2 separate regions of the Homo sapiens genome follow, and region 2 is linked to region 1. The links are chromatin loops, found by intact Hi-C in ENCODE. Cell type or tissue: PC-3. All regions are shown on one strand. Links, peaks and the distances in the headings refer to the core of each region. The heading gives the core; the rest is flanking DNA. Region 1 overlaps ANK2 (ankyrin 2). Region 2 overlaps CAMK2D (calcium/calmodulin dependent protein kinase II delta).

Region 1 (8,000 bases), core at 1-8,000:
GGATTATCTGATTTGACCGCAGAGTCCCTGTAATAGCCAAAGGCTTCTTGGAGTCCCTGTAATTGATTTATATTTTCAGGTTTCCTGGGGTCATCCCATTGTAGGGATTTATAAGGAGATGTAAGACTTCCAACATGACAGAGTTGAGGATGTGCCACACTTAGAGACACTTAGGTAACCCTGATACATGTGGGCATGTTCCTATGGGCAGACAGAGTGCAGTGAATTTATAAAGAAATCATGTAGCACCCACATCTATAGTAGACAGAACAAGCAAATATGTATGTTGCTCACAGGGCAGCAGTGACATTGGATGAAAGGGGTATGTACACTTAAAAGCTTAGAGTATGAAAGGGCCACTCAGAACTTAGAGCCCAGGACAACTGGGTCTGAAACATATAGATAAAATTTTATGAGAAGTGAAGCAGGTGGATTTTAATAAATAATAGCCATTGTCTGGTAGCCATTGGCTGTCATAGTCTTCTGCACAGGATCTGAACCTCGCCCGATTGTGGAGAAATTACTTAACTTTCTTATTTTCAGTTTCATCACGTCTGAAATGGGGAGAAAAGCTGTTCTTGGAAAGGAATATAAGATTTAGATTTACTTTCAATGATTTAGAATCCCTAAAGCTAAGCCAAAGGTTAATTATTAGGAGAGTCATGATGAACAAGCAGTGGTTTATATGACCCTCTGCAACCTTCAGTTAAAAACAATTTTAACTCTTGTTTCCCAGGGAAGAAATCACAGATAATGCTGTTTTCTTATTTTAAATCTCTCTTCTCAGCTCAGATGTGAGCAGAAGTCGACTGCACCCACCCCCTTCACCTTCTTAAGGGAGCCCTCCTTTTTAATGCTAACTGGTTAAAATGTAATAATAGTTATCATTTGGAGTCTGTTAATCTTGTTTCATCAGCTGGTCTCTTCTCTTTGCTTAGCAGACCATAAGGTGTGAGGGAGTGTTTGCTGCTGAGAAATGGGTTGCTGATCATCTTGGGCTCCAAATAAAGCATCTGTGATGGTTTTGTTGTAAATAAGACTATTCAAAATGAAGGCTAACCTAATTTTCCTCTCCCTCTGCCAATCGGGTGCTGGGCCCGCCACCACTGTCCTCCACAGAACGGCTACACGCCTTTGCACCAGGCCGCTCAGCAGGGTCACACGCACATCATCAACGTCCTGCTCCAGCATGGGGCCAAGCCCAACGCCACCACTGCGGTAAGGCAGACGCCACTGCCCCTCACCACGCTTTCTTCTTTTTCCTCTCTTGCCCTGGTGGCTTCTTGTCTGAGCTGAGTGAGGTCAGATTCCTCCTCTTTAAATAAGCCCCCTGGACTCTGGAAAGCCCCAGATTTTTGGGCAGGCTTTCCAGAAGTCAGTGTGACTTCCCCAGAAGTGCTTGCCCTGGGAGGGAAAGCAGTCAGCCTGACTCTTTGGCTCTCTCTGGAGACGGGGGCCCTCCGCTTGGGCTGCTGGAACGTGCTCTGCTTACAGCTGGCTCTCAGATGTGAGCACAAATTGACCCCCCCTCGCCTTCTTAAGGGAGCACAGTAAGGGAGCTGCTAGCTTAAACAAAGCTCATTGAGTTGTGGAGCCATTGAAATGTAAACTAAGCGGTGCAATTAAACGAACTGGGATCCCGAGTGGCCTGGGTTGGATGCAGCCCGAATTGCTTGCCTGTGTTATTTTGCTGCACAGTGAGCTTCTGCACAGCTGTAGCTAAATATGTTACCGTGTTCCCGATGGTAACATCTTACCTGCAGCAGATGGCCTGACTTCTGATGAGGGATAAGTGTACCTGGTACTTGCTAACAGGTTTTGGAGACGTCATGAGGCACTTTCTTAAGTGCAATACAGTATTTGTAGAAGATATTTGACAACCTTAGGGTTAAAGCGTCAAGTGCTTCTTATTAAAAAGAGCAAGCAGATGCAAGCTTGTTGTGTTACCATGGTGACCTGGCCTATAGTCTGAAGAAGTTACAAAGACAGATTTAGACGTAATGGTAAAAACTAGTGATTTTCCTAAGCTGTGCCTTGTTTTGGAAGGAAATGCTGGCTGATGCAGAGCAGCGGGTGAGCTCATTGGCTCACATCGCAGTCCTCTCTCTTATTTCTCACTCTCTCTCTTTCACTCTCTCTTCAGAATGGCAACACTGCCTTGGCGATTGCTAAGCGTCTGGGCTACATCTCCGTGGTCGACACCCTGAAGGTTGTGACTGAGGAGGTCACCACCACCACCACAGTGAGTATGAGTGACTGACTAGCTTCAGCCCTGTTATTCTTCGTTTTCAAACTAAATACATGTACAGTACTTTTTCACTCACAAGATGTTTGGAGCTTTTAGTTTTGAACTTCTTTTTGTTGAAAGTATTGTAGCACATACATAGGCGTATGCAGAAGTAAATGGATTCACACAAGGAATACAGGGCTTCGGCTTCCTTTACTCAGCATCTATCCCTATAAAAATGTGTGAATATAGTTTTATAATATTTAATTCCTTTTTCTGTGACTGGCTTCTTATTTTCTGGCTTCTGTGCCCTTTCCTTTAGTTGTGTGTGACACCTACCGCTGGCAAAGCGGTAACACACTCCACTGCAAACTTACCTTAGCCAGGAGGTCAGGCCAGCCTCTGGAAAGACCCTGCTCCTCCCAACACTGTGCTCATGACTGGATCAAATGGACTCCCAGTGAGAGCAATTCATCCTTACTTTGCATCTTATTTCTGATTATTATTTTTTAATTCAAAAAGAGAATTCCTTGTGCTTTCTAGGTAAATTGTTTCTGTGTTGTGAAAAAGTATATTTTAAAATTTCTTATTTTCTCTGTTTTGAATACAACTGCTGACTCTTCATGACAAATCAGTGATTATCACTGGCCTTTGCTAGAGAAACTCTAGAAGAGTAAAGACCATGACAATATTGAGTCCTAATGCTCCTGTACCATTCAGTGGGAGCAAAGTTTAAAGGAGCCTCCTGAGAGGGGGCTCCTACCTGAAAGTGGAAGTGCTATTATATTTGCATTTATTCACTCACTAACTTTCTACTTTAAGCATGGATTAAAGAATGGCTCTTTAATTTAGCTTCGTAAAGTAGAAAAGTAGAACAGTACGACATGAGAAGCTCTTCAAAGACAATAAAACCACAAATGAACAAATAAAGAATTCTGAAGGAGGTTCTAGTAAATGCTCCAAACTAAAAATGCATATAGAGTTTGAAATGCTTGGTGTTTTTGACAGATGTGAGGAAAAAGAAAGGAATTTTGTTCTTCAGGCTGACAGTAAGTTCCTGTTGACATATATTGAAGTGATGGAATACAGTTGGTTTAACGTGCAGTTTTAAGCAGAGTGGCCTATGATTTATTAATGAGCTGCAAGACACAAACTGAATTTAGATGGGAAAGAATAGCACTGCTTGTTTTCTGAAGCAGAATCTTAAAACCTTCAGCCAGTTCACCACAATATTTTTAAAGATTTAAGGTATAGCTTTGATAAATTATATAGGAGAAAAACAGGTCTTGTCACTGCCTAGCACCATACTTGTAGGTCACTATATTTAATGGCTTTTTCTTATTTTATGATTTCTTATACCAGGAAAATCTTCATATTAAGGGCCTACACATATATGCCACTTCATTTGATATCTTTAAAACAAGGTGTACATCACAATACGTGAAGCCTTTAGTGGCAAGATTGGCCAAGCACACCTGTTCTGCCATTAGAAGTCATGTTTTCTCTCAACTTTTTACCTTTTCCCTGCTCTGGGAATAATGTATGTTTATTTTACCAAGTTATCACTAGATGGCAAGCTTGTATCTCTTGCTATCTTGTACCTACTTTGCTTCCATTCATTTCATTAACTGATTTATTCCTTCATTATTTATTGGATATAAAATATGTGCTAAGTTCTGTGCTAAGTGCTGAAGAATTATCAGTGGTGAAAACATTACTCCTCCCCACCAGCAACTTCAGTGTCATGAGAGTAGAGAATGAGACTCAGGCTTGGTAAGAAAATACATTCATATTTTACTCAACAAAACTATGGAACTTATATGTCTGGTTTCAAAGAGATCTCAGGTTTGTAGATATTACTCAGGTGAATGACTTCAAACAAAGATCTATATTTAAAAAGAAGAGCAAATAAGCATTCTCTGGTTTGTCTCTAAATACTGTAATTGCTGTCTCAGTGTCCTTGTCAGAAATCAGATACAAGATCATCTCTCTACCACATCTATCTCTGGAAAAGATGGGATGAAAATTCCTTTTAGAACCCCCTCTGTGAGCTTTTTTTCTTTTCTGGTAACTATTATTCTCTACATTCTGTAGCTGAGCATTGCTCCATCAAAAGTCGCTATACTTAGAATTCAAGTTTCTAGGTGAAAAGCCAATAAAAATAGAAAACATAACAGCATTTCTCCTTTCAGTTAGGACACTAAGAAATCATTGTCCACATGAGCTAAACAAGTATCTCTGTTACCTAAATGGATAGTTTTAATGGTTACATGTTTCGATGCTGGTCTCTCTTCACTGTCTGCTGCTCTTTGAACTGGTTTCTCTTATAATTGTGAGCTTAATTGTTTTGTGAAATGGAATTTTGGGGTAAGGATTGGAAGAATAGACTTATTCTCATCTATTCTGGGAGTCTTCTTACAATAAACTTCCTCTCTTTGGAAAGAGATTTTCAATCATTCTTTTCCCACATAATATTTTTTCCACATAATGTATTGTTAATGATATTAAAAACAGTAATATTTAAGTTTAAAAATATGTAAGGCATTGAGGGAAGATCTAAGCTTCAGATTTAGGTTGTCGGGTTTTAAAGCCCATGTTCTTAACCTTTCTGATATAACTGACTTTGGTTTTGCTGAAAATAGCTTAATAGGAATTTTGTGAAGAAACTGTTTTCACCTAATTTTCAACAAAAAGAAAAACCACTTAAATAGTGCTCTTTATTGATTTTTGTGGGAGAGTGATATTCAATATCATTTTCTAAAATCTACAGTCACAAAAATAATTTGAAACTACTGATGATAGCACAATAGACAACTTAATAGTTAAGTAAAATTAATAAAAGTTAATGTTATTACCGCTCAAATGCAACAGTTGCATTACACCTGCACAACTGACATACTAATTTAACATGAATTGGATTTGTATGATGTGCCATATGAGCAACCATGTAGTCCTTTTGATCAAAGAAAGTTTCCTTTCCTATTCTTTCTTTTGAGTTCTTTACCCCAAAGTATGAATAAAGTCGTTGTGTAGAGACCAGAATAAGGCAGTAGTTTGTAAAGGAAAAACCACTTCTGTAGAAACTTCTGAGACATTTTGGAATCGTAGTTTGTTTCCTTAACCTTTGCTTTTCTAACTTTACTTTGTGAGATACAGCAGGGAATATGAGACATTTTAGCATTCTCCTGGGATTACAATCACTACATGTTTGCCAGAATGGATATCAGAATGGTAGAGACACATTTCTGGTGACAGAAGCCAACAAGCCCAATCCACTAATGCAGCTTGGAAGAACTGTGACATATGACTCATCCTTCCGCTAATTGATCAACCATCATCAATTATTTCTATTATTTGTATAATCTTAAAGTGATTGTGTTTTATGTTGCATATAATTGGTATGCAGACCATAAATTACTGAATAAATTAGTAAAATAAAAATATTATCTTATATTATTACTTGAACATTAGGGAATAGTTCAGTAAACTCAGAAAATGTGAATATTCTAAGTCCTAAATCTTACCTGATGCCATAAGTCAGTTAACATGAAAATCAGGGGAGGAGGGGATAGAGGAGTTGTCTAATGGGTACAAAAATACAGTCAGATAGAAGGAGTAAGATCTAGTGTTAGGCAGCACAGCAGGCTAACTATAGTTAACTAAAATGTATATTTCAACATAACTAGAGAAGTGGATTTGGAATGTCCCCAAATCCACTGGGGAGGCATTTTGGCCTCCCAAAATGATAGGATTACAGGCCTGAGCCCCCGCTGTGTATTTTCTTAAAAAGACATACTTAGTGCAGAATCTTTTTAAACTTTTGACATGTTTTTTCAACCTGTTATAATTGTCTCAATTACATCTAATTGGGTATTACTTTCAGTGACTCACCTTTGTTAGGACTTTAAAAAGAAATGATAAATGTTTGAGGTGATGGATATCCCAATTACCCTGATTTGATCATTATACTTATGTTTATATCAAAATATCACTTGTACCCCGTAAGTATGTACAACTGTGTATCCACAACAATTTAAAAATTTTAAAAATAGGAGCCATAAAAATGGCAATACAATAAATACTTGTAAAGTCATTTGACACCTTTTGAGGTAGAGCCAAGATCTTTTCTTTAAATATAGGTCCATCGATTAGAAATTAAATTGCCATTCTTGCACAAACAATATCAATACCTATTATATTATGTATATATATGCTATAATATGTATATTTATATGATATTTGTATGTTCTGTGTACTTTCCTTTTCTTTCTTTTTTTTTGAGACAGGATCTCACGCTGTTGCCCAGGCTGAAGTGTAGTGGTACTATCACGGTTCACTGCAGCTCAGGTGATCCTCCCATCTTAGCTTCCAGAGTAACAGGGACTACTCGGGAGTAGTAGGTGGGCAGGTGCCACCACTCCTGGCTAATTTTTGTATTGTTTTGTAGAGACGGGGTTTTGCCACGTTGTCCAGGCTCGTCTCAAACGATCCACCTGCCTTGGCCTCCCAAAATGCTAGGATTACAGTCCTGAGCCCCTGCTGTGTATTTTCTTAAAAAGACATACTTAGTGCAGAATCTTTTTAGACTTTTGACATGTTTTTTCAACCTGTTATAATTGTCTCAATTACATCTAATTGGGTATTACTTTCAGTGACTCACCTTTGTTAGGACTTCAAAAAACATCTACCCTAGTTTTTCTAGAAAAAAAACAGTATTTACATAATATTTAATTTAGTTATTAAAGTTATATTAATATGTATGATTGGTATAAGTATGTTTAGAAACAAAAACAAGTTTAGCTTGAACTCCACTGATGGAAGCTATGGATGAGGGCCTTAAAAGGTGGCATCATAACCAAGATCACTAAGTATGCTGTGGTGGCTTAGGGATTATGTGATATAAATGCAATTGGTGACCAGGAGGATTGGCTGAGTGAGGGTTGGCTAAGTGAAGATCAGTTAAACACACAGTTTCTTTTGCATAGAACAAATCAGATATTGACTACTATTTGTAAAGCAGAATGTTAAGAACTCCTACTTTATTTTCTACATTTTTCATATCGTGATTAACAATATAAATTCATTATTAAATCTCTCTTCCATCTATTATATACCATTTCTTTTGCCATATTATCCGATTTAATTATATCCCATTAAACTTGTACTTAGTGTCCTACTCATTTTAACTTTTAAAGTAGTTTCTAATCTTGACCATAGTATCTTGGATTCTGTAGCAGAAAGAGATGTCCATGATCATTTCACTATAGCCTTGTTCTCTATGTACGATTCAGAGGTAGTTGCATAAAACCATGTTTATGTTTAAATAATCAAGTTTTCAAAGGACATTTTGTTTAAAAGGAAAATATGTATTCATTTCTTGTTACATTATACATATGTAGGACTACTTATTTTCCATCCATTCAACAAATATTTAATGATGGCCTTCTAAAGGTCAAATACCTTCTCATGTATAAATGATATTATATTTACCACATTGCATATAGAGGCCATTTTTAATATCTATACAGAAAAATATCCATGACCAATATGATCACAGTGTATTACTTTTTCTGTTGCCACATATATTTGCTGATAATTCTGATAGCATTCAGTGACCAAACTGAAGTAAATTATTGTTTCCACTCTTACAAGTACAAAGAAAATATAGTCCCATTATCAGCACCTGAAAATAGAAACTGAGACTATCAGGCAATGAAACTTAATCATTTAAAAAGTATCTCCAGTAATTATTTTCAAACAGAGAATCATCTCC
Region 2 (17,150 bases), core at 4,741-12,740, 170 kb after region 1:
CTAAAAACACTTACATACAAAAGTTCTATCATAAACCTTGGCAAGGTGGGTTGAGGAGCAGACTCTTAAAAAGACATTTTGCAGAGAACTCTGATAGGAACAAACTAATTTATCCAGTTCAAGCAGATGATAATACACAATATTTTAGGAGGCCCCTTTTTATAATTTCTACTTTTTTATTTTTAAGGTGAATTTTCCAGTTTTTCTAACTCTTGATTGAGGTTTACTATTTTTTAAAAATGCTCTCCAAGTCCTATTGTCCAAGTGTAAGACACTCTCCAAATCCTATAAAACTATCTTTGATTCTGAAATTAAATACTTCTGCAATAATAATAATAATAATTATTATTATTTTTGAGACAGGGTCTTGCTCCATTGCCCAGGCTGGAGTGTATTGGTGCAATCATGGCTCACTGCAGCCTCAACCTTCCAGACTCAAGCAATCCTCCCGGCTTAGCCTCCCTAGTAGCTGGGAGTATTGGCGTACAGTACCATGCTGGGTTAATTTTTAAATTTTTATTTCTAGTAGAGATGGGGTTTCCTTATGTTGCCCAGGCTCGTCTCGGACTCTAGGCACAAGTGATCCTCCCACCTGACCTCCCAAAGTATGGGATTACAGGGGTGATCCACCATGCTTAGCCTTGGAATAATTTTTGATGGACCACATATCCTACATTCATGTCAAACATGTATATTACAATTGACTTGAAAGAAAGTATCACACCCTACACTTCCTGGCAATGTCCACAAGACTTACATCTTATTATTGTGTTTAAGTTTATTTTATTTTTAAAATGAAATCAACAGAAGGTTCAAATGCTCATATTGGTTTTCTTTCTTAATCCTAGAAATATGATTCAATAAAGGGGTGCACAATTTTAAATATTTGGAAAAAACCAATGAGCTTTCTTTGGAGAAATTTATTTATTCAGTAAAGAATTGCTGAACACTTACTATGTGGCAGATATTCTTCAAAACAAGCAATTATACAATAATCAATACTAGAATAGATGAACAGGAAAGGTTTAAGAGAGGAAGAAAATTTGAGCTGGGCTTTGAAGAATGAGTAAGAGTTTTCCAGGTGTGTGGGAGGTGGTGGGCAGGGGGAGGACAGCAAGTGCAATGGTCTGCTGCTGTGAAAATGCAGAGTATGCTTGGGGAATGATGACTGGTTGCTTGATATGGAAAGCAGGGTCACTGTGTTATGTGTGTAAGGCCCCTGGAAATGCAGAGAAGAAAATATTTCCTTTGGGCCTATGGTGATCAGGGTAGGCTTCTCAGAGAAGGTGACAAGACCTGGATTTGAAGAATGAATGGGAGTTCACAAGGTAGATCAAATGGAGTACAAATCAAAGGATTTTGGACTGTTTATTAATTTGCCCCAAAGGGTAATACAGTGGATGGGGCCACATCTAATTTCATAGAGAAATTCCCCATTTGGGTGGAGGGGGAGCAAAATTTTTTAAATGTTCAACAGAAATACAAATTTCAAAAGTCTAACTCACTGTAGTTCCTCAAAGTGCAGTACTGTTTATAGAACGTGGAACCGGTGTTATTTAAAGAATACCTTTAAAAAGTAGAAATCACAGTGGATATCCTTTGTGCCTTAAAGATGATGGGGGCAAGGATTACAGTAACCTTCACTTCAGATTGCCTGCTGGGCAGGCATTTTTAAGCTTAAAATCAAATATATATAGTCTCTTTCTAAGAAGCAAAATGGGAAGAACAGCGTTCCTATGGTAACAAGAATTTATTCTGCCAGGGGCTATTACTTCCTCTATAAATATGGTTTTTGGTTGTCATTATCAGTGAACCAAAATTTCTTACTGCCTTACATCAGTACTAACATAATCTGGGAATCACTGTGCCATGATGGATCTTCTTACCCAGCCATGAAAAAGAGTCAGTATATTTGGAAATGTGTGTGTGTGTGTGTGTGTGTGTGTGTCTGTCTGTCTGTCTGTCTGTCTGTCTGTCTGTCTGTCTGTCTGTCTATCTATCTATCTATCTATCTATCTATCTAATCATCCATCTACCCCATAAAAGGCTTTGTATTAATGAAAGATCCACAAAGCTGCCATTTGACATGTGGGTGTGTGTGATCTGAACAGGTGTTCTAAGGACCAGCTGACAGGGATCCACCAGTACATTCTACCATCCCAAAAGCTCTCGAATGGAAGCCCTGTTGGATTAGCTCTGGCTGGAAAGTACAAAATCAGGCCAGATTATAAGTCTCCATAGGCAAAGATATTAGTGAACTGGTATGATCCCAAGGTTTAGCATTATTTAAAATACCCTATTTTAAACTGAGAATATAGGAAACATACACTTTTGCCTGGCTACAATTGCTCCCTATATAACAGTAGTATCTGTTTATAAATTTAGAAAGAATATAAAAGAAGCAGGAAAAAAATTCATACACAATTTTACCTCTCAGAGGCAACTTCTTTTTAACAATAACAAACACAACTTTTTATCATTCCACAAGGAAATGCTATTGCAAAAAAAAAAGATTTTTTAAAAAAGAGAATAATCTTATTCTTTGGATAATCATATGTATCTAACAAGGATATAACAGCAACAAGAATTTTTAAAAAGCAGGTTCTATGGCACAGCTATAAACAATTGTTTAATAGGGAACGGTTGTCTCTGAAAACAGACTTCTTCTTAACTCCAATTTTTACTATTTCTTTTATTCCAAGTATGTCTTATTAGGTCATGATAAAGAATGGATACACTCATACATAAGTATATGCATGTGTTTATACATATATGCACACATATTTAAGTTATAAGAAGAAGCTCCTGATATAGTTTGTCTTACATTTAGCTAATCTCGTCCATATTTTATATTTTGTGTTTATTTATAACTAATGATAAAAGTAATACTTGCTTATGTAAAATTTGGGAAGAATAAAAAAGCAGGAAAAAAATTCACACATAATTTTACCTCTCAGAGGCAACTTCTTTTTTTCTTTTTAAAATCTAATTTGGCATGTTTCATTCCACTTTTAATACTTTTTATTTATTTATTTGTTTATTTTTTGAGAAAGAGTTTCACTCTTGTTGCCCAGGCTGGAGTGCAATGGTGCGATCTCAGCTCACCGCAACCTCTGCCTCCTGGGTTCAAGTGATTCTCCTGCCTCAGCCTCCCAAGTAGCTGGGATTACAGGCATGGACCACCACACCTGGCTAATTTTGTACTTTTAGTAGAGATGGGGTTTCTCCATGCTGGTCAGGCTGGTCTTGAACTTCCAACCTCAGGTGATCTGCCTGCCTTGGCCTCCCAAAGCGCTAGGATTACAGGCGTGAGACATCGCACCTGGCACTTTTAATACCTTTTACTTTTTTAGTTGTAATAATTATGTACATAGTCTTTTAAGTCCTGCTTAATTTTCAGTAAAAACATCATAAATATTTTTCCAGGTCGCTAGAAACTCAACATAACCATTGTACCAAAGATGATTTAATGGGAATGGTACTGTTGGGCATATACATTGTTTCCAATTTTTCACTATTATGAATTTTGCTTCAGTATATATCTTTGTTCACAAATTTTTGTTCATGTTTTACATAAAAAATTTATACTTGTTAAATTCTTATAAGTAGAATTATAGTATTACAGTAAAGTGAGACTTTATAAAAGCTTTCAGGTATATAATAACAGATTATACAACAAAATATATTACTAATCCCCCCATATCTGCCACCACCACCACCCTGAAAGTTTGCACCCAATTGTGTTTTATTCCATGGTGGAGGAAAGTCACCATTGTCCTGCAGTATCTGCACCTTGCTGGCTATCAGCAGAATTTACATCTCTGCTGACTTTATAGGGAGAAGAGGCTCTTGCATTCAAGTTTGTGTATACTTAATTAGTAAACATGAATATGCCTTTACTAGTTTACTTGTCATTTATATTTCCTCCTCTGATAATAGTCAGTTCATGTTCTTTACCTATTTTTCTACTTTTCAATCATATTCACGCAATATAAAAAATTAAATTTTGATATATGTTTTGCAAATGTTTTTCTAAGTTTGTCTCTTTTATTCTTGGTTTTTTAATTAAAGTATACACGTTTTATCTATTTAGGTATAATCATATTATGTTCTCATTTATGATTATATCTTCAGCTTTTGGATCTTTCTAGCCAGAGATCAGATTCAATCTCCGTTTTGCATTTTAAGTCTTTCACTGGGGTGGAACTCATTAGTTGCATGGTGTAAGGAGAAGGCCCTATTTAAATTGAATGCTTTATTTTAACTTCAGCAAAGTAATTTCCTTCATAGTTCCTATGATCCAGGAGTTTATAAACTTTAAATAAGCATTAAAACCCATTCTTCAAGTAAAGTTTTCCTTAAGATACAAACATATAAAAGAGATGCAGATAAAGTTGAGCTGTACTGGCTGAAGAGAGAAGGCTGCCTCATGTCACCTCCTAATCTCTTTCTCTGCCCCAGAACCTCTGCAGAACTGCAAGGGAAAACATTTCTTAAGCTGAAATGCACATTTTATGTACTTTCATATTTTTTTGTGTGTTTGCTCACATGAATTGCTCTGCCTGGACTGACCTTTTCTCATCTGGACTTCTGTATGTGTGATGTGGGAGTGGTTATACATCTGTATATTTACAAAGAAATCTCCAATCGTTGGATCAGAAGTCAAGCCTTCTCTCTGTGAAATCTTTTTTCTTTTCTTTTTTGAGACAGGGTCTCACTCTGTCACCCAGGCTGGAGTGCAGTGATGTGACCATGGCTCCATGCAGCCTCGACCTCCTGGGCTTAGGTGATCCTCCTGCCTCAGCCTCCCAAGTATGTGGGACTACAGGTGTGCACCACTATGCCTGACTAATTTTTAAACTTTTTGTAGAAACGGGGTCTTGTTTTGTCACCCAGGTTGGTCTTGAACTCTTGGCCTCAAGCAGTCTTCCCACCTTGGCCTTCCAAAGTGCAAGGATTACAGGTGTGAGCCACTGTGCCTGGCCTCTGAAATCTTTTCTCTGAAATTTTCTCTGAAATTTTTCTCTCCTAGGGGCACTTAGTCATTTATGAAATAAAACTATTGTTAACATATCAAACCTTGAATTAAATATATGTGAATTCAGACATGTTGAATAATGCATTCATATAAAAAATATATTTACCATATGCATGAAAGCAAAGTAAACGTCCGCTACTCACGTGTAGGCTTCAAAGTCCCCATTGTTGATAGCTTCGATCAGTTGTTCAGTGACTTTGATAATCTCTTGCTTTCGTGCTAAAGGCAAAAATATGGAGTTGGGTAAGAATAAAAGACAAAAGTCATATTAAATATTCTTTTTCATTTTTAATTTTTGAGATAGGGTCTCACTCTGTCACCCATGCTGGAGTACAGTAGCGCAATCACAGCTCCCTACAGCCTTGACCTCCTGGGCTCAAGTGATCCTCCCACCTCTGCCTCCCAAAGTGCTGGGATTACAGGTGTGATCTGTGCCCTGCCAGAATCTGCATTTTAACATGACTCTCAGGTGACCTCTGAGTACATTCATGTTTGGAAAGCACTGCTATTTTCCATTTGTTTGAAAACAACAGTCACCTGAAAGGTCGGTCAAGGCTATGTTTTTTAAAATTAGTTTTTACTAAGGCTGGGCAAAGTGGCTCATGCCTGTAATCCCAGCACTTTGGGAGGCCGAGGTGGGCGGATCACCTGAGGTCAGGAGTTCAAGACCAGCCTGACCCACACGGAGAAACTTCATCTCTACTGAAAAAAAAATACAAAATTAGCCGGGCTTGGTGGCGCATGCCTATAATCCCAGCTACTTGGGAAGGCTGTGGCAAGAGAATTGCTTGAACCTGGGAGGTGGAGGTTGCAGTGAGCCGAGATCACGCCACTGCACTCCAGCCTGGGCAACAAGAGCAAAACTCCGTCTCAAAAATAAATAAATAAATAAATAAATAAATATAAAATAAAATAAAATAAAATTAGTTTTTACTACCTTAACTTGATTGGATTAGTAAACATATTTCTCTTCATAGTTAACAAGTGTTATTAAAAACAATCTTAAAAAGTATCATTCTAATAATATGTCTATCTTCAGAGTAAAGATGATATCTTGCATTGAGATATTGAACTTTATATAATTATTTGCATTTTCTCACTTTTCTGCTTGACAAACTCTACAAAAGGATGCCGACACTGTGACTGGCCTTTGTTTTTAGACAAATGGCCTTTAGTAAACTCTACAAATTGAAGAAGTGACATATGAATCAATACTGTAGATGTAGGCAGATAATAAGATGAAAGCCTCCAGGTATAGCTGTCAAACCCAACACCAATCATGATTTGTTTCTATTCCTAGCCCATAATTGGTGAAATTATTAATAGTGGTTTGGCTCAAATCCTATCTATTCAGTGAATTTGTTTCTACTGACATCTGCCTCAAGTGTTCTTTCTCTTTTTTGAAAGCCTGCAGCATCTGTATCACTCGGCAATTATGCATATGCTATCTCTTGATACCTTCTTTAGTTTAAAACACATTATTACTTGTTTTAAATTGTTATTAAACTTTCTGTACTGTGTAATGTGTCTTCCTTGTTAACTTAAAAGCTTCCCGAGGGCAAAGAACATTTTATTTTCTTGTATAGCCTAAAAAGCTTTGTTCAGTGTCTTTTATGGAATAGATGCTCAATGTTTGTGAATTTAATCAATTGAGACTAATAAACTTTTCTTGATTTCAGAACACTGTTCTCTTATTTATAAAATTACTGCATGAAATATTTTAGAAATCAAATTTTACTGGATTTTAAGAATATTGCGATATTCCCTTAAAATCACTGAACATAGACTGGGAATCACAAAATGTTACTTCCCATCTTATCTTACTGAGGTAGTGAGGCTATTGATCACGAAGAAAGCTGACCTCAGGTTTTATTCTTTATTGACTAAAGAAACCAGTTTGCATTTTTTATGAATCTGATCTTCATCAAGCAGATTTTAACCACAAGCTTAAATGCTTACTTTCACTCTGAAACTTCAGGTTACCTAGGTGATGACATTATTTAAAAATAAATTTTCTATAAACCACATTTTACTTCATCGAGACTATATGAGACTATATCATAACAAATACAAGTAATAAACTATCCTATAAAATGTGATTAAGTTAGTCCATAATATGGTTGCTAACAATGTCAAGGTCTATAATATTAAAAAATCACTATATGGGTTAGAATTCATATTTAGTTACATAATTACTTTTCATTTATATAAAGTAATATAACACAGCTCCTACAGAAGTCCAAAACATTTCTTGCCCTTGCTCATTTGATTGATGAATATCAATAATACATTCAACAGCAAAACATAGTGACAGAAGTGGTATCAGGGCATGATTTTGTAATAAGGATCCTGCCAGTGACACATTTTAGCTTAATTCAGTTAGGCAATAGGTGATTCATCTGTCTGTGCCCTCAACAGTATGAACATTTGGCAAAAGCTAATGACAGCTGACCCGATTCTGGAATATAAGGGATACGGGTGAGGAGGATCTCAGAAAATGAGATTATAAAAATGTGGCCACCAAAACTTCTCTCTCACATGAAATCCTCATTTCAAACTAACAGATTTTTTTTTTTGGTCTGATATACAGCTGATAGGAAAAACTACAGTTTAGAAAACATGGCCAATTTGAAATGAGCATAAGATCAACGTCCTTCGTGGAGCTTCATTAGGGTAGGCTTCAGTTTATAGAGTGTGAAGAGTTTAGGATCACTTCCTAAAGTTTCTGAAAGTCTCTGCACTGCCTCACAAGCATAATATGGAATTAGAATCATCGGGTGTATATGGCCATCTTTTACTTTCTGAACCACTGTGGAAATACGCATTCACTCTTAAGTATTTTGCATGCCACAACTGGCTTAAGGGTTGTCCTGCATAAACAAAGCAACACAAATTGCCTTCTCTCACTTCTTATGCTTAGAAACGATGGTGCTTTTGCTGGCAGGACAACAAATGGGAATTAGCCAGGATGCTTCTGTGCTGTATCACCATAAAAACAATGTGACTCGTTTGGCTTAGGAGGGGCCTGGAACTCAGGAATCTTTAGAGTGCTTATTTCACTGGGGCAAAGGAGCTTGAGTGAGTCACAGGCGGCACATGACAGCTGACTCTTTAAAGGAAAGCAGAAGGCTGGAAATGAATCATTTGTATATAGTAGTCAGCTTGTTGTTGGAACTGTTGCCACAAGCCCAGCATCTGACCTAGAGGAAGAGCGAGGGTTTGGTGTTAGCTAGCTCTACTCTCAATCAGCAGTGAGGTTGAGGAACAGTTACTGTGTCAGTGGCTTGGACAGACAAGTTGTGTGGGGAGGGGGTCCATTCTCATCTGGCCTTCCCTCTTCCTGAACACCAAGTAATAAATAACCACTCCAAAAGTCAAAGTGGAGAGCTTGTGATGTGTCCCTAATTATACCACGATGAATGCAGAATGTACCAGTAAGGTGTTCCCTGAATACCAGAAGCTTCTTCCACTCCAGAGCTAGCCATTTAATCGCAGGAAGCTGTTTACCTACTAGGTTTATTTCTAGAACTGAAGTGCTCAAGCCTATACTCATAGGACACAAAGTACTTTCTGGCGATTTCTAGATTCTTAGGAAAAGGAAAAAGAGAAAACCAAGTGGGAGAGATGTTCCAGGTTCTGAGTGGAATTACTTTCCATGCAATTATGCACAAAGAATTGGGAACATTTTCCCTTTCAAATTCATATATTTTTGGCTCTTGTTCTAAGAGGCCTGGAAGAGTAAGATAAGGGTGTGAATGATCCCAGTGTTTGAAAACAAAATAAAACCCAAGAACTGAGAGTAACTACATAATAAAACAACTTACAGATTTCAACATTTCCTCAAACATTAGATTTGGTTACTATAACAATACTCAGGAATGCAGTGATTATTTCTTGGTTTAACAGATAAATAAAGGGATTATGCGCATTGCCCAAAGGTATGGAGTTTGCTGATCACTCCTTCCCACCTTCTTGTCTTGGAACACTCTCCTTTTACTTAACTCTCTTGCTTTTCTACATGTTCTCATTCTCATTTGCCATGTTATCCTTCTCTACCTGGATATTAAATGCTTCAATTCCTTCTAAAGACTCAATTTGAGTCCCTCTCCTTATCTCATGCTGCATCCCTAAAGTCCTGTGTACACCAGTGTTTTAAATAGTCATCTATATTCCAATGACTCCCAAATTGTTAACCTCCTTTCTAGACTCTTCCTTCAGATCTATGTGTCAAGGCTATTTTTGAGCCTCCATTTGGGTATCTCAAATGGACCTCAAACCCAACATATACTGAACTGAGCTTAAGAACTTCCACCACTACAAGCCTGCTTGCTCTTCCATGGATCCCCATTTTGGTGAATGGCAAGATCATCTCTCAGTTGCATAAGCCAGAAAGAAACCTGAGGATCATATTTGACTCCCTAAATCCAGCACCTCAAGCCAATCCATTAAGTTCTGTTGAATTTGCCTTCCTCTTCTTTTTGACTTTTTTTCCTCTTCACCCCCACTCTCTCTGGGTATAAGCACCCATCATTTCTTGTCCAGGCTCTGTAACAGCCCTCTGATTTAGTGTTTCTGCAACCAATTTTGCTCTTCACTATTCTGTTCTCTACAATGCAACCACCTCTCTCTCTCTCTTTCTTTTTTTTAAATGCCTATCTCTTCAGATAACCTTCTATTTGAACTCTTCTAAAACCTTCTCACTGCTCTCAGGATAGGTACCTGAAGAGAGACTACAAAACCTTGCGTAATCTGGACTCTGCCCATCTCATTAGACTCATTCAGACTCTTTGACTTTATCTTCTCCAATCCACTCTTGCTCCTTTGTTTTACCAATTCAAAATGGACATTCTGCCTCCTATTACCAGCCCTTTATATGTACTGTCTTCTCTTCTTGGAAAACTGCACCCCCCCCATTTTGCTCCTACTTCTTTTATCAGATCTCAATTCAACTATTATTTCTTCAAAAATGCCTTCCCTGGGCCAGGCGCGGTGGCTCATGCCTGTAATCTCAGCACTTGGAGAGGCCGAGGCGGGTGGATCACGAGGTCAAGAGACCATCCTGGCCAACATGGTGAAACCCCGTCTCTGCTAAAAGTACAAACCTTAGCTAGGTGTGGTGGCACGCACATGTAGTCCCAGCTACTCGGGAGACTGAGGCAGGAGAATCACTTGAACCCGGTAGGTGGAGGTTGCAGTGAGCTGAGATTGCACCATTGCACTCCAGCCTGGTGACAGAGCGAGACTTTGTCTCAAAAAAAAGAAAAAAAAAAAAAAGTCTTCCCTGAGCCTCATGTTAGGTCAGGTCCCCGCGATGTTATGAATTCATACATAGCTGGCACCTGATTTTTAAAAGCACTTAGTACACTTGTATTTACATATTTATTTGCATGTAACCGATTAATCAGTTTTCTCTATTACTCTAGAAGGGTGGTACTGCACCATTGCATCTCTAGCAGATAACACAGTGCATGGCATATAGGAAATGTTTAATAAGTATTTGAATGAATAGTAGGTCCAGAACAAACTCAATTGGTTTCGATTCCCAATCCAATGACCTTTTTAAAATATATGATGGTACATTATTTGGTGATAACCAGACAGCCTTTAAGAAATATAAAATTGACAAATGGAAATAATTTAAGTATAAAGTAGTATGTCTTATCGTTTATTGACAATGACAGAAAACACTTTTTGACTTGTCTAAAACTGATCATCGAACTCCTTTGTTTTCCTGACTTACTCATTTTTGCTAATGAAACCACAATTTTGCCAGTCTCCCAGCTCAAAACCTGGGGTTTCTTCTGGATTCAATTCTTTCTTTGTTTCCATATCCAATCCTCCATGGATCATTCTTTTTCCTTAGCACTTCTGATGATGTTTCCCAGGATACATCCTTAGCCTCTTAATTATTTCATTTGGTTACTCTTGGCAATCTCATTCACTCCTCTGGCTCTGACCGCATGCTGAAGACTGCCAATTCTCTATCTCGGAGACCTTAAATCTTTCTAGGCTCCATGCTCATATTTCTAACTGCATTCTAAACATCTGAATTTGTCCTGGCATTTCAGACCCAGGGTGCCCAAAATGAACCTCAGTATTTTTCTCACAAAGTCTGATGCCTCTCTGGAATTTCTCATCTTGGATAGTGGCATCATAATCTACTCAGCTGCCCAAACTGGAAGCCTTGCTATCTCCTTTCTTTTTATTCCTCATAGATCTTTAGCCATTCTACATTCTTCCAACTCTTTCTCAGAGCCATTTCTTCCTCTCTAGGCTCACTGCCACTACTCTGATTCAGGCTCTCGGAAGTTCCTGACCCTTCCTGCTCCCAGGTCTCCCACACCGGCCTCTCTCACTCCTCACTGTTGCAGAATCATCACTCTATAGAACAGAGCTGCCATTGTCCCCCACCCCTTTAAGGTTTCTAGTCCCCCTCCTCTCATGGTCTAGAAGCTGAAGCCCAAAGTTCTCTGTTTTAAAGATCTTCTTACTTTTCCTGCTTTATCTCTTGACACTTTTTGTCCTCTAGGGCTTTTATATATTCTCCAGCCACACCAAGGGGCTCACCTTTCCTCAGCTAGTCCTGGCTCTTTGATAACTGTACTTTTCCTGCCATTTTTCCTTCTGCCAGAAGCTCTCCCTCTTCTGCCTGAAAATCTTTTTCAATACCTTGCTCAAGTGTCACTTTGTCTGTATTGCTCTTCCTGCGTGCTTCAGACCCAGCTACTTTACGTTACTTTGATCTTACTGCATTATCACGGGATGTTCATATATCTAACTAGAACTTGACCAGTTTATAGTCTGAACACCTAGTACTGAGTCAACGTCCATAAATGCATGCATGTATGAATAAATATCAGTATATGGTTAGACAATATATATAAAATACTGTGTACATTTTAAATCACTAGATAAATGCAAGTATGTAGACAATTATCATGTATGATAGCAGTTTGGATGTGGCGGTGCTGAGAAGGCACCTTGGATACTTCAGAGTCTGCATCAGGACCAAAGTTTATGAGGCTGCAGTATTTCAGATGCCGGAATAGCAGCAGATTTAATCTTAAAAGTTTAGTAAGATAAACCAGATACTTCTAGTCAATGTTTACATTTAATATTTCTTTTCAAGAGGGTTGAGTGCAAAGAAATTCTAGTATTTGAGCTTGAGCTTTTCAGTTGTTTAGATTTTGGATTAATCAGTTCATTGAAGTGAAACTACTTGATGATAAGCCCTATTGAGAGGTCTAGCTGACTACAATGAAACTTGGACCACAAAATAAACTGAATTTATACCTGCAAATGTGTCTTCACTGGGATGTTTGCAGAGTGTCATATGTTGAAATCTTTTAGTGAATTGTGCCTAAAAAGCACTTATTCAATGATCAAAAGCTGTGCAATTAAAATTGTTATATAGCAACAATTTTTGTATCATCTTAAGTTAGCAATTCTATTTATTTACTTTCTTAATATGTCTAGTTCTATTTAATTTAAATCCTTCTTTCTACATTTCTTACAGGTTATTGGGTACTTGGCTGTCAGAGACTTGAAGGACAAGGAGGTTAAGTGACTTGCTCAAGTCATCTAGCAAATTCAGAGGCTGTGCCAGGGTTAGAGCTTTATTTGGCTAAGGTTCCCCTCTGCTGTTCAATTCACTGATCTATGTTCCTTTCCAGCCCACAGTGCTTTACTTCAATATTTTGAAATCATAAACTTAAATGAACCACCTAAATGCCTTTGAACTTACTCTGGCAAGGTGACTGACTACTTAATTACTAGGCTAAGGGTGTAATTAATTATTACATCAATTTCACACAACTGGGTGCCCCGTGGTTTTATTGTCTTTTTCCATGCTGCCATTAACAAAATTAACCCTTGGGAATAGTTACTATTTTAGGCAACTATACAAATTATGCTCTTGGTAGTTTTACAGAAAAAGGTGCCTATCAATTCAGTTATATTTGGCATTCTCTGTGCAATTAGCGGCTTGTTTCTCTGTGACTTTATTTTTACTTCACTAGACTGATGTAGCAGTTAATGTTGGGGAGAGGAATTTTCATAATTTTGGCTTTTAAAATCAAACTTATCACAGATTCTAAAGTTGAGTGATTTAATATTTTATTCAAATATAAGACATGGCAATTACTAAATTTCTATTCACGAATGTTTACTGTAAACCTCTTTTATCCAGAAGTCACCTGTTGAATAACATCAACTTTTCACCCTTTAATTACTAGAGGCTTTCAGGATTAAAAAAAATAAATAAATTATTCAAACCATCTTTGAACTTTGCTATATAATGCAGAGTAGTTTCATAGTACAAAATGATAGTTAACTGGGGAAGAAGTAATATCAGTCTTAGCCCTGTTAAATTGCTATAGCCTAATAATAAATAATTAACAAATCTTTAAGATCAGAAAGATCTAGCATTGGGATCATTTAGAATAAGTACAAATAGGTTTATGTTTTTTTTAGTTTGCAAGGATATCACGGGTTACAGTAAAATATGGTCATGTTATTCCTAAAATTACCTTTGACCGGAAATGGAAATAAAATATTTACTATTAAATTAAAGGAGGTATAAAGTATTTATAAAGATTTTCATTAAAAAATGACTTAAATAAATGTTTTAGAGTCTAAAGAAACTATGATTACACAGAACATTTGCTTATGTGAAAGAATTCACTCTAGCCACATTAAAGTAATTGGGTAACTATTCTGCCACCCCCAGCTGACTTGCAGAAGCTAGAAATAGCACAGCATTGTGAATACCATTGAGTATTTCAAGTATTAAGATGTTCCATGAATCACATAGGTGTGGTACCATTTCCAGTTAAGAGTTGATGACATGGAAGAAAAAGATTTTAAGAAACTGGTCAAAGACTCACATCCTCTGCTCAGATTTAAGATTATAAAGTCTCTTGGCATTCAAGTTTACACATTTGCATGATCAGAGATGTTCTAAGCATTCTCTAAGGGTATCTCTTCTCTCCACTGTGTAACCAAGGTGATGGCCACAGTTATTTTCTTGAAAGAAAAAAATTCAGACGTGGAAAAGAGACAATGAGACCAATTAGTCATAAAGTTTTAAAATATTTGGAAAGTCCTTTTTGGCCTTTTTTTTTTTTTTTTTTTTTTTTTTTGGTCATGAAAGCAATCCAGCTGCCCCTGGGTGCTGTAATGATTTCAACTAACTCTGCTAATCAATTTTATATTAGTCAAAACGGAGCATATATCTTTCAGGTCAAGAGTTTATTTATTTATTTATTTGTTTATTTTTTGAGAAGAAGTTTTGCTCTTGTCCCCCAGGCTGGAGTGCAAAGGTGTGATCTCGGCTCACTGCAACCTCCACCTCCCGGGTTCAAGCGATTCTCCTGTCTCAGCCTCCAGAGTAGCTGGGATTACAGGTGCCTGCCACCACACCCAGCTAATTTTTGTATTTTTAGTAGAGACAGGGTTTCACCATGTTGGCCATGCTGGTCTTGAACTCCTGACCTCAGGTGATCTGCCCGCCTCGACCTCCCAAAGTGCTGGGATTACAGGCGTGAGCCACCGTGCCTGGCGGAGAGTTAATTTCAAAGTGTTAATATTCTGTCCTCCCTTCAGTATTAATAGCTAGAAATATAAAAAGTGAGAATGGTTAAAATCCTTTACAGTCATGATAGTAGGTTTTAATTTCTTTCAGTGATTTCAGTTGCTGTTGTTTAGCTTACAATTAATTTAGCTTCTTTTCAATAACTGATTTCATCCCTTTATGAAAAGTATACTATTTGAACTTAGTAAATAATAGAATTTAGTTTATTCCTGGGTAAATTCATTTATAGCCACATTTTCCTGAGTAAATAAACTGGTAAATTTGTGAATGCTTTCTTGGATCAAGAAGGCAGAAAGAGCTGAAGAGCATGTCCTCTCTACCAAATAAGCATCATATCCCTTTGCTGGTTTTGAATAACTAACAAACAAACAAACAAACAAAATTCCATAGTATCAACTGAACTGTTATGTCCTTGAATTTATTTTTTGAGAAAGAACTAGGCTGACTATATTAAGAGTACTCAAAATGTTATTATGCATCCATAATTATTGAACTCCAAGTGATCTTTTTAAAGGTATCTTCCCCCCATCTTCTTGCTAGTGTAGGCTCTCAGTCATATTTCAGTGTTTCTCACACCAATGTTGCCTCAATGAGGTAGAAGCTAAGCAGTTTTACCAACTAACATAGTATGAATATTTCAACTGTAAGAATGTCATTTCACTTCTTTGTGTTGCATACTTCTTATCTTATTTTGACTCAAGAAGTCTCTTCTTCTGGAAGAGACTGTCCAGATAACAAAGCAGATCTTTTACTACACAGGAATATGCAGCAGCATCTCCGATCATTGTACTTTCATGTTTTCTAGCTTATTCTTATCTTCAGCAGCTGCAAAAATAGTAGCTTGTGCTTTCATTACAAAGTCCATCACTATCCAGTCCATAGCTCCCTGAATCAATAAAAGATAATCTGCAAGGGCAGATTATCTTCAGTGAAGTGGGAAGAAGAAAGGCCAATTTACAAAACATATGGGAAAATCAGTCTCCTCCCATTCATTGTTTAAAACTACTAAAGCATCTGTAGTCAACAGTAAGTGGGGAACTAGTGGAAAAAAGTTTATAATACAAATAAAATAATTAAGGAGAATTTTTCCAATTTGGAAAATTATGAAAAAATGATAGAACCTCTTGATATGTCAGGAGTATGTTGCATTCATCTATGGCATTGTAGATCCAAAGGCCAGGGCTCAACGTAATATGTGTGCCTATATGCCCAACTTTGATGATTACTGTAGCTTTCTCAGATGTCAGACCATTGGACTGAAAAGGCACAGCATTGTAAATCTGTGTAAATTTACAATGGTCTGTCACAACTTGCAAGACTTATTTAGGTTTGGAGGAAAATTATTTATACTTCCCATTTTTACCACACACACATTCACATAGTGATGCTGAAACTGCATTTGCAAAAATTACGACAACGAGATAAATGTGACATAACTGACTTTATCTTGCTTTTAACCTCACAAGCTAACTGCCCTTGCTCATTCCTGGGTGTAAACCAAGCCAACTATGGGAGAAATTTACTTTACGGTTTAACTTTAAAGCAAGGATGATTACAGGCCTTTCCCAAAATTATGCCCCCTCCTTGTTCAGGACTGAAACTACCTTCATAAAACTAATAAAAGGCCACAAGGTTAGAATTATGGTAGAGTCTTGAATTTGCTAAGATCTATGAATAGTTAAGCAATAACCAGCTATTGTTCCCTAGTTTGCTTACTGATCAGGAGTCATGTACCTGGAGGTCACAAGATATATAACTTCTTCAATTACCCCTAATAGATAACATTACTAATGTAAAACCTAAGATTGGTCTTTGAGATATTTTTCAGACTTTTGCATTCTGGTGAACCAACTGATGCCACCCTTTGTATGTGACTCATACAAAGGAACTGACTCAACCGGTCCTGCAACCCCCACCCAGAAACTAACTCAGCACATGAAGACAGTTCTGACACACCTATGATTTCATTCCCAACCAATCAGCAGCACCCTTTCCCTAGCCCCCTGCCTGCCAAATTATCCTTAACAACCCAAGCCTCCAAGTTCTCAGAGAGGCAGATTTCAGAAACATGTCCTGTCTTCCTGCTTGGATGCCCTGCAATAACTAAACTGTTTCTCTACTGCAACATCACTGTCTCAGTGTATTGGCCTTATCTGTACAGCAGATGAGAAGAATCCATTGGGCTGTACCCATGTGAATGCCTATAACTCTTCCAATGTCGTCATGCATTTGAAAGCAATGATAAGACTCGTAGGCCCAAGAGCCATTTCCGTGCTTAGTTACTACATTGGTTAAAGCTTACTTTGGGAAGTTAAAAATATCCTATCATACCAGAAATTACTAAATGATTCACAGTAACACATGCTTTTTAATAAAGGATACCTCACATTGGTACTGTATAATCAGTTTAGCTCTGGGATATTTGCCTCTAAATTCAGCTTAGATAATTAATTTAAAAATTCTTGTTGAAATATTGGGGCCCAGTTGGCCAGGTGCAGTGGCCCATGCCTGTAATCCCAG

Evidence for each region. Peaks named below come from ENCODE experiments on the same cell type or tissue, not always from the same donor. Only the 100,000 strongest peaks of a DNase experiment are listed, where the experiment ranks them.
Region 2: a loop joins it to region 1, with 4 times the contacts of the local background. A loop is called at or near these places in 2 of 110 quality-filtered maps.

The regions. Positions count from the first base shown.
Region 1 is chr4:113,291,297-113,299,296 of GRCh38, forward strand. It overlaps ANK2 (ankyrin 2), which reads left to right. Exons shown (of 46, transcript NM_001148.6): 21 at 1,120-1,218; 22 at 2,144-2,242. Among named protein-coding and RNA genes, the nearest start is that of MIR8082, 140 kb to the left of the region's middle. RefSeq lists enhancers at 16-185, 1,099-1,618, 1,239-1,408, 1,619-2,138. In PC-3, for the core only: a CTCF peak has its summit at 3,832 (motif pointing right); no DNase peak of the experiment used is centred there.
Region 2 is chr4:113,460,348-113,477,497 of GRCh38, forward strand. CAMK2D (calcium/calmodulin dependent protein kinase II delta) reads right to left here. Exons shown (of 21, transcript NM_001321571.2): 17 at 5,182-5,257. Among named protein-coding and RNA genes, the nearest start is that of CAMK2D, 290 kb to the right of the region's middle. In PC-3, for the core only: no CTCF peak of the experiment used is centred there; DNase peaks (open chromatin) are centred at 7,444 and 8,104; H3K4me3 peaks cover 588 bases; H3K27ac peaks cover 1,813 bases.